Linked DNA regions of Mus musculus: region 1 is linked to region 2. The links are chromatin loops, found by intact Hi-C in ENCODE. Cell type or tissue: left cerebral cortex. All regions are shown on one strand.

What was found. A loop is a pair of places that touch in the nucleus more often than their neighbours do. Peaks named below come from ENCODE experiments on the same cell type or tissue, not always from the same donor. Only the 100,000 strongest peaks of a DNase experiment are listed, where the experiment ranks them.
Region 1: it touches region 2 in a loop (7-fold over the local background); 4 of 42 quality-filtered maps call a loop at or near these places.

The regions. Positions count from the first base shown.
Region 1 is chr11:102,734,601-102,742,600 of GRCm38, reverse strand. It overlaps the pseudogene Gm39501. Among named protein-coding and RNA genes, the nearest start is that of Adam11, 23 kb to the left of the region's middle. In left cerebral cortex, CTCF peaks have their summits at 3,243 (motif pointing left) and 7,449 (motif pointing right); DNase peaks (open chromatin) are centred at 346, 1,006, 2,768 and 3,195; H3K4me3 peaks cover 439 bases; H3K27ac peaks cover 1,193 bases.
Region 2 is chr11:102,860,981-102,868,980 of GRCm38, reverse strand. Eftud2 (elongation factor Tu GTP binding domain containing 2) reads left to right here. Exons shown (of 28, transcript NM_011431.3): 6 at 329-394; 7 at 1,100-1,135; 8 at 3,321-3,411; 9 at 4,191-4,273; 10 at 6,204-6,370. Among named protein-coding and RNA genes, the nearest start is that of Eftud2, 16 kb to the left of the region's middle. In left cerebral cortex, a CTCF peak has its summit at 4,499 (motif pointing right); DNase peaks (open chromatin) are centred at 772 and 4,507; H3K27ac peaks cover 359 bases.

The DNA of each region.
Region 1 (8,000 bases), 130 kb after region 2:
CACTTGGGCAAGATAGAGGGTAGAAGTACCACTACATGCCTGAAGCCAGTCAAGTCTACACGCCGAGACTCTATAAAACACACAAAATCAGAAAGAAAAAAACCAAACCCTAGTGTTTATGACTTTAGTAGTAGGGTGGGTGGTAGAAAACCAACACAGGTGACCTCTGGTTCCTGATAATGCAGGGCAAAGGTGAAAGGGCACCAAACGGACAAATTGGGGATCAATAAGTCATGGGATTCACTCCTACCGGCTAGGTGTTGGCAGTTTACAAAGGCTCGCAGGCAGTGTGCCCTGTTCTGTCAACTCAGTAACCAGTGGTGCCATTGAAGAGCAGGCAGGCTGGATGCCAGACCTAATAGCCTCATATTCCCCAAAGAAGCTGCTGGAGACCCACAGTCCCAGCTCCACTGGCGGCTATCCTAGGACCCAAGCAAAACGCAGCCCTTTCTCCTCGGTTAACGGCCCCATTAATTACTTTTGGGGGATAATTTCTTGTCTTTCTAATTAACCAAGACAGTGATTAAAATCAAGTCCCCCATAGAATTCCTTGAATTGAGAGTGTCAGGAAGTGCCAGGAAACTTTTCTTAGCTCCTGCTTGGGCACAGATAAATACCACTTAAAGAGCAGCTTTGGGAGAAACACCCAGAGTAGCAGCTCCCACTGTCCAAGAGGAACAGGGAGATAGAGTCCATCAATCTGCCTGTTTGTCAGTTTCAGAGAGTTTGGCATTTCTGAAAAAAAAAAAAAAAAACGGTAGGCAGCTGTCAAACTGCCCACCCCAAACTGCTACTGAATCAGAAGGAAGAGGACACTGAACCTCGGTGTGGAGCAGCCAGAAGATGCAGGAGCCAAGCTTCTGCATGGGGTCCTGGCTCCGAAGCAGCCTAGGCCCGGGGCAGGCTCTGCACTTGCACTTGGATGCACTTCTGTCTCCGGAGAGATCCAAGGCCTGAGCCCTGGAACTAGGCGGGGGCAACCGAAGCTGAGCCTGCTTCCTGCCACAGAGAAGCGAGCAGATGCTGCCTCCGAGGGAGCCGTGGGGAAGTGTTTATAGAGGGAGGGATTGCAATTAGACGAGGGAAAGCTACCACACTGACCTTTCCGTGTTCTTGACTCTGTTCCTGGACGTGTTCCCTCAAGGGAAGGGAAAAATAGGTTAAAGGATGTGAGGAAGCTGTGGGGGGCAAGGAACTGGGCCCCAGCAGGGCGAGCCGCTTCAAGACCGCCTCCCTTTTCTTCCTGCTGTTGGGAGGGCTGCGGAAGCTGGGCTCTCAGGCTGGGAGCTGGGGCGATCCTGGCAGGGCCTCCCGGGGCTATGATGAAAGTGGGCCCTCTGATGATCCTGGGGTCTCACTCCAGAAGAAGGAAAGCAGAGCAGAGCAAAAATGCCTTGAGGTTACCCGGGCCCAGGTGGGAACTGGCGCTGTGCTACGGTGAGGAGAGTGAGCCCAGAGAAACTAAAACTGTCAAGACCCCTCCACCCACTAGCGCATGACAGCTTTTTTTTTTTTTTTTTTTTTTCAAAACAGGGTGTCTCAGAACTCACTCTGTAGACAGGTCGGCCTTGAACTCACAGACATCCATGCGTCTGTCTCTGCCTCCTGAGTGCTGGGACTAAAGACATGCGCCACCATGTTCAGTGAAAGCTTTTTTTATGTTCTAGATGCTCCTGCCAATCCAGACTACTTTCTAGGACCAGGGTGAAGACACAGCACATTTGATTCCCAGTGCCTATTACGTGAGGCGAAACCAATATTGAAATCAAGATGGCTCAGCTGTTAAGTGTGTAACTGCTCTCGCAGAGTCAGTTCCCAGAACCCACACCGGGCAACTCACATCTGCATGTAACTCTAGCTCCCCCCGCCCCCCCCCCCCCCGCGGTCTTGTGACCTCTGACCTTCTACAGCACCTGCACGCATGCGCACATACCTACAGATGCATCATAAACATGAAAAATAAATCTCAAAAAACAAAATGGAAAAAATACAGAAGACCTGGGGAGTAGCACACAGATAACAAAACTCATCTCCAGAATTCCAAAAGGATTGTATTGTATTAAAGCAAAGGAAAAAATGTATTTTCATTTTTTTGTTTGTTTGTTTATTTGTTTTGGGATTCAAACTCAGGGTTTGGTGTGTGTTAGCAAGCACTCTGAGCAAAAACCTGAGCCTAGGAGGGGAGGAGGTCTTATTCATTCGTTTTCAAATTGTGTTTAAAGTCCTGGGAGACCCGATGACTGCTTCTATTAGGAAGAGCCCAGGGACTAAGGAACAGAATTTGGGGGCAATCCTGTCTATTGTATATCTTACCAAATTCTGAATTTAAATCTATTAAGCAGAAGCAAGTACCCCCACCCCACCCCACATTCAAACTCCTAGGCCAGGGCTGTGGAAAGGCGTCAGGCAAGTCCTGCAGTCTGTCTGGATGTGGTCTGAGATTGGACCACACACAGATCTGAAGGTTGAGTTCTTCTTCTCAGTTCAGCTTGATAAAGACATCGTGGCCTTCAATGAGCCTTGGCTCTCTTTTTTTTTATCTTTATTTAATTAGCCATTTCAGTTTTTTCCTGCTACTGAAGATTGAACTTGGGCCCTCGTGTCTGCTAGGCAAGCACTCTACCACTGAGCCATGTACCCCACCAAAGCCTGAGCTATCTATGGGGATGCGCATGGTTCTAAGCCCAGAAAAGAAGGAAAAGCCAAGGAAGCATTTGGGAGAGGACTGTGGTGAGATGCTACAGTCCCCCTCCTCCACCGTGCAATCTGTAGATTCATTCCCAGGCCAAGAGCTGCTCCTGGCCAGCAAGCCAGGAACATTTGCATATTTTATCGGGGCCAGGACAGCCCGCAGGCAGCCCCTGGCCCAGGCCACAGTGAACGCTTGAGCACTGTGACTGAGCCACAGCGGGGAGATAGGGCTGTGCAGAACTACGGACGCTAAGCATTCGTGTAGCTGAAGAGCTGAATGGACAGGAAGCACCAGTTTGGGTGGGTGACAGAATGACCAGAGTTGTCACAGGCTGCCCTGAGAAGCATCTGCTGCCCCCTGGAGCAGAATGACCTAGCTGCGGCTTTCATTCTTGCGCCTTTTTACACAAAAGACTGAAGCACAGCTGCTACACGTGCGTCTGCAGAGAAGACACGGGGGCTACGGGAAGGCTTCCGTCATCTACCACCTACGGAAGCTTTTGGTACCTAGCCCGGCTGCTACATCATACCAGCCTTGTCTGCCACCTTGTGGTTAAATGTCACCTCTGCATTTAGTGACAACAGGTAAGCACCTTGTTCTCGATCCCACAGAAAGCCGGTTTAATGCTCTTGAATAGCGATGAGTACACGTCCATTTTGGACTCCCCAAGGAGTGTAAACTACAACCAGGGTGGTACCTGTGGGAGAGGCCTGTGTCCCCGGGTGGAAGACCCATCGGGCGCCTAGGTCAAGTCAGAGAGAGCAGACTACAGTGAGATGAAGTCTCCTCTTGCCAGATCAGGAAATTCTTTTACAATCTCTTGGATCCTTGGAAGATCTTGACACACCCAGGGGCTATCCCATCTGGATCAAGCCCCTAAAATAGAGTAGGGGAAACCCCAGGCAGAGAGGAGCAGGGTGTAAGATCTCTTGCCGCCAGCTGATTCTATAACAACAGTTCTAGGGTAAACGTATCCCAACAGCAAGCAGCTCTTTTAGAGTGTGAGGACACACACACACACACACACACACAATTGACAATTAAGTCAAACTGGGCTGGACTATGGGCCTTGATGCTCTGTCTGGAGACTGTGAAAGTTAGCATGACTCTTTGTCATTCCCCCAGCAGGGCAGAGCTATATGAAGATTAGGTGAATCCTAGCACAGAATAAACCCCCTAAAGAGTGGCCAGCAGCTTCAGGATTACTTCCTCGTTTTTAAGATGGGGCCATAACAACCATTAAGTTAGCTGGGGAATAGCTGTTCTGTATTAATTAAAATGTTCCTGGTCCTTGCCTAATCCTTCAGCCACAGCCCACACTTTGGCTATTTGCTACTCTGCCTTTCCACAACCTCCCATCCTACAGAGCAGTGGAATAATTGAACATTTCCGTCTTAAGGAAGCCTACAGGACCACCACTCCTCTAGAAGGTGACATTCCTACTCAAGGCCACCAAGCTCTACTCCACAGGACCTGGGGACCCTCACTCCCCAGGGTCAGGCTTTGGTCTGGAGGCTGCTGCTCCCTCAGCCTTCTCTACTGCTGTTTCCTTGAAGTGGCATAGCAGAGACTTGAGGCCAGAGCATGACGGGCACCGGTACTCATTGCTTGGGGAGCCCTTGGCCATCTAAGGGGGACCTACTAGGAAGGCACAGGACCCCCTGGAGGGGCAGAGCCTGGAGACTCCACCTCAGCCTCTAGGAAAGCACACCCCAGCCTCCACACAGGTCAACCAGGCCAAGATGGGGTAGACTGTTAATGAGACTTCCTATTTCTTCCAGTTACTCTGAGAGTGCCCTCTAAGGATGGTCTCTGCAAGGAAGGCTGTGTGCACACCACAAACTCACGCAGTGAATACCAGGAAGCTATGCTGGCAGCACCATCTCCCTTATCCAACCGGGGTCCTAATCATGTATGTGTGTGTGTATGTGTGGTATATATATATTCATATATGTGTGTGTATGACATATACATGAACATACACATACATGTATGTATATGTGAGTATGTTCATGCATGTATATATACATGTGTGTATATATGTATGTTCATGTATGTTATATATCATTTCGTGTGTGTGTATATATATATATATATATATATATATATATATATGTACTTATTTTTTAATGTGGAACTTACTGTGATACTCAGATTGGCCTTGAACTTCTAGGCTGAAACAGTCCTCCTGCTTTAGCTTTAGTTGGGATTTCAGACTTATGGCCTCTGCGCCCCGTTATATGCATCTGGGCTTTACTTTAATGATTCTTCTCTTGCCATTTAACTTTAAGGGCCTTGGATTCTCACAAAGGGGAAGGGGGAAGCAGCTGTCTGTAAGGATTTACAGATGACGGTGTGTGGGGTGCCCAGCCCAGGCTGGCCTAGAACATGAGACAATCCTCCTGCCTCACTCTCTTGAGTGCTGGGATCACAGTGTGAGCTATCATACCCAGCTCTGAGCTCCTCTTGCTAAGCTCCGGAGTTGAGTTGGCTTTGCCTCTAATCCCAAGATGGCCCTGGACTTCAGAAAGACCTGGAAAGAAAGGCTAAACCTCACTCTGGGCTGAAGACAGCACAGAGCCTACCGTTAGCAGCTGGTGGCTTAGACTGTTTTGCTGCATTGAAGAGGGAAGATGGGCAGGAATTTGAGATCCTCCTGCCTCAGCCGAGTTCTGGGGTGAATTGTGGGCGATTGCACTGTGCTAGCATGCTCATTTGACCATTTGTAGGACTTGTTTGTACTGTAGTACTGTGTCACCACACATTGCCTGGAGTCATCTACTCTGCCCCCTTTTGGCCCAATTCACGTTGTTTCTGATGGCCTTCTGGAGGACGTAGCTCAGTTGGTAGATCCAAGCCCTGGGTTCGAGTCCCAGTTTGGCATAAAACCGGGTGTGGTGGCACATGCCTGTAATCTTTGCACTGGGGAGATGGAAACAGGAAAATCAAAATTCAAAGGTCATCTTTGGCTACATAGCAAGTTCAAGGCTGCATAGGACCCTTGCCTTGGCCTCCGTTTATGAAAACAAGGGCGCTCCTACCCCAGCTCAGAACAAATCCAACAAACTCATTGGCTTTGCAAGGGATTCTACTATTTCTGAACTTCTAACTCTAAAATCCCCATAAAAAGTGATGTGGTAGCCTGGTGTGGTGATACACACCTTTATTCCCAGCATTTAGGAGGCAGAGATGGAGCTCTGTGAGTCGGGGGCTATCCTGGTCTACAACAGTGAGTCCTAAGCTAGGCAGATCTATCTATGTAGACCTTATCTTGTAAACAAACAAACAAACAAAAAACAAAACCAACAAAAAGGATGAGAATAAGGCAGGGGTGGGGGGTGGGGAGGGCATAGCATGGAAGGAACAGAGCGAGGGTCGCATGGTGCTAAGCTGCTCTCCAGGGCTATGGAAGAATAGTCTTAAACACTGTACTCACTGAGACTAAATAAACCAGAGGCTGCCGGTGAGTGCTCACCAAGACCTACTTCCTTTGTTTACTGAACACACTTTCCTACCCCACAAAGGTCTTACCACCTCTGGGGATTCTGTGAAGTCCTGACCTGCCTCTTTTAGATTGTCCAGGGCAGTTCTGGGCTCGCTGGGGCTGGGGCAGTCTCTGTAGCTTGTCCCAACCCTCTCTGCCTTTGCTGGACACAATGTAACTTACGTTTTTTTGCTTAGAAAACCCTCAATTACCTGCAATCAGATGAGAGAGATGGCTGAAAACCAAAAAGCAGATGTAGAAATGTCAATATCAGGATCTGGGGAAGGAGATCTTGGCTGCCAGGAGTTCCAGAATCAATCTGTCTTTAAATAGACTAAAAGCAGTTCTGAACTGAAAACCTCCAAGAAGACGTCATTGTGAAACGGGACAGAGTTTAGACACAGCTCAGGTTTGCCTCCAGGAATGGCTGTTCCCGACCCAGCAGCAGAAGGCCATATACTTGAGTCCTTTGACCCTCTGAGACTGCATGTAGAAAGACCATTAGAGAGGTTTGGTCGGGCCATTGTTTTCCTGTGTTATACAACGAGCTACATATGGTGAACCACGTCTGTAACTCCCAGCTCGGATCCCTTGTCTACATAATGAGTTATATGATGCTAGCTAGACTATACACTGCCTCCCTTTCCCTCTCCCTTCCCCTCCCCCCTCCCCTGTCTAGCATAATATCTGACGCATAATGACACTTAATTCACTTTTGTTGGAAGAAAAGATAGTGACATGCAGATGAACAACACAAGGAATACTTTACGTGTCTGTTCCAGTGAGACTCCCTGTGCCGATCTGAAGCTACCGGCATCACGAAAAGAAATGGTATCAGCTCTCATAAGCCAGCCCCAGTCAGTCCTAGCTCACCACTGAAAACACAAGACTGAGTGTTCCAAAAGTGTGACTTAATGGGAAAGCTGGCACCTGGGTTATTAGATTCCTTGAAAAGCTAAACGGAGTTATCATATGGCCAACAGTTCCACTCCTACGTATTTATTACCAGAGAACAGAAAACAGGCACTCAGGCAGGTATTCATTAGATGTTCTTTATAGGACTGCGCACATTAGCCAAAAAGTAGAGAACCCAAACAGACGTATAGGATGCGGAGATGCCTCCATAGTTAAGAGCAGGCACTGACCCTCTAGTGGACCTGAATTTGGTTCCCAGTACCAGGGGATCTGAGGTGTCTGACACCTGCACATACCAACACACAGATACACACACATAACTAAATATACGTCTTGGCCAGGCGGTGGCAGCACATGTTCTTAATCCCAGCACTCAGGAGTCAGAGGCAGGCAGGTCTCTGTGAGTTGGAGCCAGCCTGGTCTCCAGACCATGTGTGGGAATTGAATCTGGAGCCTCTGTAAGGACAGCACACGCTCTTAACCACTGAGCCACCTCTCTAGCCCCTGAAATCATAGCTCAAAGGACACATCTGCCTTCTTCAAAAGTAAGTGCTGGAGGAAGGGATGGGGCATCAATCATCTTTTACGTGAATGTGGCAGATTGTTGGACAGCCACACATTCCTTTCACACTGGTGTACCCACGTGAACATGCCTGCTGCGGCTTCTCACCAGCAGACAGAGCCCACATTCATGAATCTTAAATCTAGCCTAGTTTCATCAGCAGCATATAGTAAGAAGTAAGATACGGGTTTACTCCAGAGCCTGGGTCTCGCAGCTTCCCTTTTGGAAAGGATGCCTTTGACTGTATAATCAGCTGGTCTGGCTTGTTGTAGACACAATGTGTATCTGTAACATATATGTTAGAAGTTTCTCATAACGTGTAGGAAGTCACATAGGGTCAGATGTAT
Region 2 (8,000 bases):
CCCTGCATGTTCTTATGGAACCGTTGTGTCATTCCATCCACTTACATGCCTGAGCCTTGTGTTTACATCTAGACAGAAAAAGGGAAATTAAACCTTACTCTGGTTTTTATAACCTTTTATTTCCTGAGGGAGGACTTTCCAAGAAAGATTTCATCTTTCATTGAAAACTAATCTTGTGGCTTCTGTGTTAATCCTTTGCTGTCCCATAGTTCTCTTTGTTTTTCTCTACCTTCCTTCATGCCTAAATTACATGGGGCATTGGGAGTGTGGGGGAAAGGCACAGATTTTCTTCCACAATTGCAGGTCTTATCCATCTCTTCTTTTTCAGACCTGTTTCGTAGATTGTTTAATAGAACAGACGCATCCGGAAATCAGAAAGCGCTATGACCAAGACGTAAGTAGAACTTGGGCTGAGCGCAAGGGGAATGCCTTGCCCCTCCGGTCCCTCAGCTGCACTCATCAACAGGGGTGTCTTCCGACGGCTGCTGTGTGATTGGAATCTATTAATAGGCGTAAGCTTTCTCAAGAGCATGGAGGATGTTAACCTGCATTATTTTTAGGTGATCCGTTCTGCATTTGGGATCCCTTTTCAGGATGTATCCTGACTTTTATAGTTTCCTCTTTTCTATCATTTTATTAATAGCCTGCTCTATAAATATCCTACAGTCAGTTGGGCCTTGTTATTTTCATGGTAAATTTAAATGCCTGTGAACAAGGCCAACTGTGGCGGCAACTCTCAGTGCAATAAATGTTCAGACTCTGCCAGATTGACTGTTTTGACGTGTGAGACTTGAGGCTGGCACGTATCTCCCTTTACCACTCCTAAGATCCAGTGCAGTGTGTACAGCCTGGCTCTCCAGCCACTCGTGACTGCAGTGTCCACTTACTCCCACCCCTGCACGCATGCAGCAACCTCTTCCATGTGGGAGGGCACTGGTCTCGTTGACTGGAGTTACTCTGCGGACACTCTGCTGTCTTGAGTCTAGTTTTCTTCCTGAGGAAGCGCCTGGAGTTGGGAGGAGGTGAGCGAGGTGATTGATGGCCTGCGTATGGGAGAGAAGTCTGAATTCAGGTGCTAACATCACTAAATGTTTTTCAGCTATGCTATACTGACATCCTCTTCACAGAACAAGAGGTAAGTGAGTGTGTCTTGGGAAATCAGACTTTGCCTACACAGACCCACCAGCCATAGTTTTGTAGAGACTGGGGAGGCCTTTTCCGGAGCACCTCCATTTAGTCTTGCCTTATGCTTCTCTCCTGCCGCTTTCTGTCATTCCATAATGAGAACTGGGAAGGCAAGCTGAGTACGGGGGCAGAGCCTCCCAGCCCTTGAATATATTCAACAAATACTGAGAGGTGATGTTCATACTTGTAAAACTCTATGTGATCTCTACAATATCCCACAGTTCCTAAGATGTCTCCTGTGGGACCATCTGCTTCCAGGAGGGGCTTCTCTGTGAAGGGCTGAGGTCCAGTGTGCCGCTTGTCTCTTTCAGCCTGAATCTGTCCCCTCCTTTATCATCTGTCCCTTTTTTCCCTAAAGAACTCTGTGGAAGGCTCTCATACGTGCACAAAGTTAACTAAAGGAATTGAGGGCAGTGTTCCACAGGATAAGCCATCCCAGTAGCGCTGTTAGTGTTGTAACAGTTACTGTTGGAGTGAGGCAGAGCACCACTGTTCACAGGATAAGCCATCCTAGTTGCATTGTTAGTGTTGTAACAGTTACTGTTGGAGTGAGGCAGGGTTTTGTTTGGGTTTTGCTTCTTTCAGTGGTTCCATGCTGACCTCAGACTCCACATCATTTGCCGCAGCCTCATCAGTGCTGCTGTTAGAGGCCTCATTGTGGGTTTCAGAGGTTTTTCCCTTCCCTCCCTCCCTCCCTCCCTCCCTCCCTCCCTCCCTCCCTCCCTCTTTCTTTCTCTCTTTCTCTCTCTCTCTCTCTCTCTCTCTCTCTCTCTCTCTCTCTCTCTTTCTTTCTTCCTTTAAGGTGGTTGTGGGTGAGATAGGGTCTCTCTCTATAGTCCTGTCTTGGAATTTGCTATGTAAACCATGCTGACCTTGAACTCACAGAGATCCTCCTGCCTCTGCCTCCTAAGTGTTGGCATTAATGGTATACCACAGTACGAGTGCCCAGCTTTCCCCCCTTTTAAAATACTTATTTCCTATGAGAACTTCTAAATATTTCTTTCCTTTAAAAACAAAACCAAGGGCTGGAGAGATGGCTCAGAGGTTGAGAGCACTGACTGCTCTTCTAGAGGTGCTGAGTTCAATTCTCAGCAACCACATGGTGGCTCACAACCATCTGTAATGGAATCTGATGCCCTCTTCTGGTGTGTCTGAAGACAGCTACAGTGTACTCATATGCATAAAACAAACAAACAAAGAAACAAACAAAAAGCCCTAAACCCAGATTGTTTCTTTTTATTTTTATGACACTCACCTGCTTTGTTTCCAATGAAGGAGGTGAGAACCTGGGGTCTGTGGCCTCTGAGCTTACATCATTGCTTGCTCTTCTCATTTTTCTTTTTTTTTAACTAATTGCCCTTCAATACTGATTAAGGCACATTACCTTGCTTGCTGATGTACAAGGTAGAACAGACCTGTAATCCCAGCTACTCCAAAGGCCCCATCAGAAATTCAAATCCAGCTTTGTGTAGTAGCTCATACCTTTAGTCCCAGGACTGGGAGGCAGGACAGGTGGATGGGTCTCTGAGTTAGAGGCCAGCCAGAAAGGAAGTTATTCGAAGCCTAACTACCAGGGTTACAGAACAAGGATGAGGTCAGCCTGAACAACTTAGTGAGACTTTGTCTCAAAATAAAACTTCAGAGCTAAGGGTATTGATCACCTAGTATGTGAGATATTCAATTCCTAATATTCCTTGCCCCGCCCCCCAAAATTAGTTTTGGGACCGGAAATGTAATTCTGTGGTAGAATACTTGCTTAGTATGTACATATTCTGAGTTTATTCTCTAGCACTGTAAAAAAAAGTATGTGTGCACAGGCCTCTAATCCCAGCACTCAGAGGCAGAGAGATCTCTGTAAGTTTGAGAGCAGCCTGGTCTAAAAGCCAGTTCCAGGACAGCCAGAGAAACCCTGTCTTAAAAACAAAAAACAAACCAAACAAAAAATGTGTGTGTGTGTGTGTGTGTGTGTGTGTGTGATATCTAAAAAATCATGTCAGAGGTCTAGATAAAAAGAAAGAATTACACCCACTACAAGGAGAACCATTTGTATGATCAGTTAGCAGCTGATAAACCCCAGGAGCTGAGGGATTCCTTTGGTCGGGGATAAGTCCTGAGTATCTGTCTGTGGATTTCAGAGAGGCGTCGGCATCAAGAGCACTCCGGTGACGGTGGTGCTGCCGGACACCAAAGGGAAGTCTTACCTCTTCAACATCATGGACACGCCAGGTGGGCCCCTTGACCTTTACTGTCACAGCCTTGTCCACGCTCTGTTTGTGTTCCGTTTCCGCAGTACGGAGTGTTCTTGGTGTTTGTATTCTTGTTCAAGGGTTTCCTTTTCTTTGACACAATAGTAGTCTCCTGGCCTTTGATGTCACATCCATCTTTACAAACCCTGTGGAATTTTAAATTTTAGGAACTTTGTGTGCACACTGATTTCAGTTTATGTTAGGCCCCAGGCCTAGCCATGATGAAATAAAGGTGAGTCAGACCTAACCCCAAAGAAGTGGACAAAGTGTGTCAGGGTGCCGTGGCCCTGCCACCAGCTGTTTCTTTCGTGGAAAGGGCTGACTTGATGCATAAGTGTTTGATTTAATGTCTGGGCAATCTGGGATCTGGCAGACTTGCCTTCAGTGCCCCATCAGGTTCCCATGCCTGGCACTCTGGTGCCCCGGCCACCCCGTCCTCTAGCTGTGCCTTGCCTGGAGCGGCTCGCCATGCTTCCTAGGCCTTCCTTTGCCATTCCCCTGTCTCCAGATCATCATAGCTCCTGCACTGTTGGGTACCTGTCAGACTAAATTGGTGTGCCGACTGCTTTACCGTCTCTATGTGGAGACTTGTATAAAACTTTAATCCCAGGATGGGACTCAAATGGGAGAAGTTTATACACTGTGAGGTGCTGTGGGCAGGAAGAAGGATATTTGGAGTTCATAGGACTGGTTCCTTGGGTCACCCTAGAAGCTAACTGCCTCCTTCCACCAAACGATAGCTGGATATTTGCTTTTCAGGTCATGTGAATTTTTCTGATGAGGTCACAGCTGGCTTGCGCATCTCAGATGGAGTGGTCCTTTTCATTGATGCTGCTGAGGGGGTAAGTTTGTCTGGGCTCTTAGAAACTAGTCCCCTGTTAACATGCCCCTACTAATTCTTCTGAGAGCCAGGACACATGCAAGTTTGTAGGCTCAGGGTTTCTCCAAGTTTAGGGAAGTAAGCGACATTCAGAGTTAAAGATTGTACTTGAAAGTCTATGTTTCTAAACTGAAAGATTGGATATGCTAATAACTTCATTCATACCATTCCGCATGAGACACCAGCAGAGGGAGCCAGAGGCGCCTTATTAAATACTGTTCCGACTTAGTCAAACCTTGTACAAGGAACTCATTCTTGTCTGTGTATGATTTATCTCTATACTAGAAACATGTTCTCTTGAGTCTGTTCCTGTGAGTTGTAGGAAAGTATTTACAGACTGTTTTCTTTCTTTGTTTTTTGTTTTTACTGAGATGAGATCTCACTGTGGGGCTGTCAAGTAGGTTAGTTCTTACGGCACTTGCTGCCAAGCCTGGCTACCTGAGATCAGTCTCTGAGCTTACGTATGGTAGAAGCAGAGAAGCAGCTTCCAAAAGTCCTCTGACATCCATACCACACCATTACAGGAACGTACGCACGCATAAAGATAAATGTAAATTTAAAGCTAAAAAGAGACTGGCAAAGGTTTAACCCCAGCACTTGGGAGGCAGAGGCAGGTGAGTCTCTTAATTTGAGACCAGCCTAATCTATAAAGCGAGTTCCAGGACAGCCAGGGCTACACAGAGAAACCCTGTCTCGAGAAACCATAAAGAAAAAAGAAAAAAAAATTAAAAAGAAATCTCGCTGTGTGGCTCAGGTTGGCCTAGAACTTACTGTCTAGCCCAGGTCTGCCTTCTGAGTGCTGGGATTGAAGATGTGCACCTCTCCACCCAGCATATCCTCATACCTGAGACTCTGGCTGACCCATCTGGGCTCTCAGGTTCCTGTGGCTGACTCTTTCACCCTTTGACATAGCTCGGGTTTTAGTACTTGCTTGTTTTTTTCCACTTTCCCTGCTCTGGTCCTAACACCAGCCATTTCTTCAATGAGTTCTGGCTTCCTATATAGGGGAGACCACTATTTAGAAACAAAGATCTGGGGGTGCTCATTGCTGCTGTGATCCTTCACTTCTAGGCCCATTCACTGAGCACAACTATCTAATGCACACCCACACACCTGTCACTTTTCTGCACAGGGGTGTTAAAAGCATCAGACATTCAAAGTGAATGTAGCTTTGTGTGCCTGTAATCACAGCACTTTGGAAGTAAGAAGATTACTAGAAATCCGAGGCAACCTGAGGCTGCAAACCAAGGCCTTGTCTAAGTAAATAAGTGAAGAAAGAAAGAAAGAAAGAAAGAAAGAAAGAAAGAAAGAAAGAAAGAAAGAAAGAAAGAAAGAAAAGAAAAGAAAAGAAAAGAAAAGAAAAGAAAGAGAGAGAGAGAAAAAGTGACAACAAGCAATAAATGGCTTATTCATCCAGGCATGGGCGGATACCTGTCGTCATAATGGCTCTGTAGGCCAAGGCAGGAAGGAAGACAGCAGATTTACACAAGTTCGTAATGCCCTGTGTCAGAATAGACTAAAAAGGCCTGGGGATGTAGCTCAGACAAGGCTCTGGGTTTAATCCTTAGGATCACAGCAAAAAGAAAAAAGAGATTGTACATCATTCATCCTAATACTTCTAAATCCAATAAGTTCTTCCTAGCCTTCTAAGTCCCTTCTCTGGTGCTGAGACGCCTGGGTCTCCAGTCCTCGTCGTATTTACTTGCTTCTCTGTGCTGCTGAGTAGGTACCCTCTTATCAGTTCTGCATCTGCCGTGGGCATGATCTTCCAGCTGACACTTCACCAGGTCCTCCCCCTTGTACTGAGTGTGCTGAGCGTGTTCTCTTTGGTTCTGCTGTAGATTTTGTGCCCTCTGCTCTTCATACCACCTCTAGACCCTTGTGTTTCTCAGGTGATGCTGAACACAGAGCGGCTGATCAAGCACGCAGTGCAGGAAAGGTTAGCAGTCACCGTGTGTATCAACAAAATCGACCGGCTGATCTTGGAGCTGAAGCTGCCTCCAACAGATGCTTATTACAAGCTGCGACACATTGTGGATGAGGTCAATGGATTAATAAGGTACAAGACCCTGCAGAGACCCTGAGGATTTCCTGTCTTTAGGAGAGTCTGGCTTTTATAAATCTTAATTTTACCCTTGAGCAACTTTTTGGTGTGTGTTGATGAGTTTGTCGGACAACTCAGACAGTACACGTCAGGTTTCTACAGGATTGACTCCAAGCGTAGTCTTATCAGCTCAGTGTCTTAACCAGTCGTGCTGTTTAACACACTTCTGGCTTTGTTGTTAATAGGATCTAAACAAGTCTCACCGTTACCTCAGACCAGCCGTGTTAGGTTGGGTTGCATATTTAAAGCTTTGTTTGTTGTTTATTTGTTGATTTTATGTGTCTGAATGGATCGTATGTATGTGTACCTTGTACGTGCCTGATACCTACAGAAGTCGTAAGTAAGGTGTTAGAGTCTCTAACGGGTCAGAGAGTGGAGAGCGTCTGTGTAAGTGCTGGGACTGAACCTGGGTCCCGTGCAAGAGAAATAACACTGCTCTACATTCTGAGCCATCTCTCAGCCCCAGAGCTCGTGGGTTGTTGCTTGTTTTATGCGTTGGGTGTCTTGCCTGTGCACCATGTTCTGCTTTTGCCCACAAAACCTCAGAAATTAAAGTGGAAAATAAGAGGGTGACACTAAGTGTCACCTGGTCTCTCTGTCTGCGTGCATCCACATACACAGAATACACACCAAACAGTAGTTTGATTTGAATGCCTGAGGTGGTCATAATGGTCCACACCTATAGTCCTGGCACTCAGAAGGCTGCAGCAGAATTGCCAGGAGTTTGAGGTTAACATGGGCTGCAGAATGAGACACTATCAGAAAACACCAAGGCTGGCAGGCTGGATCAGCAGGTAAGGGACTTGCCTATCTGTATCTTGTTCAATCCTCAGAGCCCAGGTAGAGATGGGGGGGGGGGGACAGACTGCACAGAGTTGCTTTCTGACCACTCTCCTATTGGCGTGTGCACACCATACACATCTATCTGCTTCATAAGACGGTAAAAGATTGAGACTCACGTTGACAAGTGTGGACCCGAGTTAGCAGTCTGGCTGTGCACTGCTGGTACTCAGTGGCACCTGGAGAGCTCTGATGGCCCAAGGAGACGTCCTGATCCTTGAGCCCCTGCCTCAGCCCCCCAAATGCTGCGATTACAGGACTACACCTCCACTCCTGGATTCTTCTGAATGGCTTGTTTGTTTGTTTGTTTTTCGAGACAGGGTTTTTCTGTATAGCCCTGGCTGTCCTGGAACTCACTCTGTAGACCAGGCTGGCCTTGAACTCAGAAATCCGCCTGCCTCTGCCTCCCAAGTGCTGCGATAAAGGCTGTAGCTATCTTCAGACACCCCAGAAGAGCGTGTCAGATCTTGTTACAGATGGTTGCAAGCCACCATGTGGTTCCTGGGATTTGAACTCAGGACCTTTGGAAGCGCAGTCAGTGCTTTTAATCGCTGAGCCATTTCACCAGCTCTCTGAATGGCTTTTAAGTTTCAGGGGTATAGCTTGTCATACAGCACTTGCTTACTGTGTGCAGGGCCTAGTTTTGCTTCTTCAAAATTGTGAAATGAAAGTTTCAGCATGAGGCCAGGTGGTGGCACAGGCCTTTAATCCCAGCTCTCAGAGGCTGATGGATCTCTTCAAAACC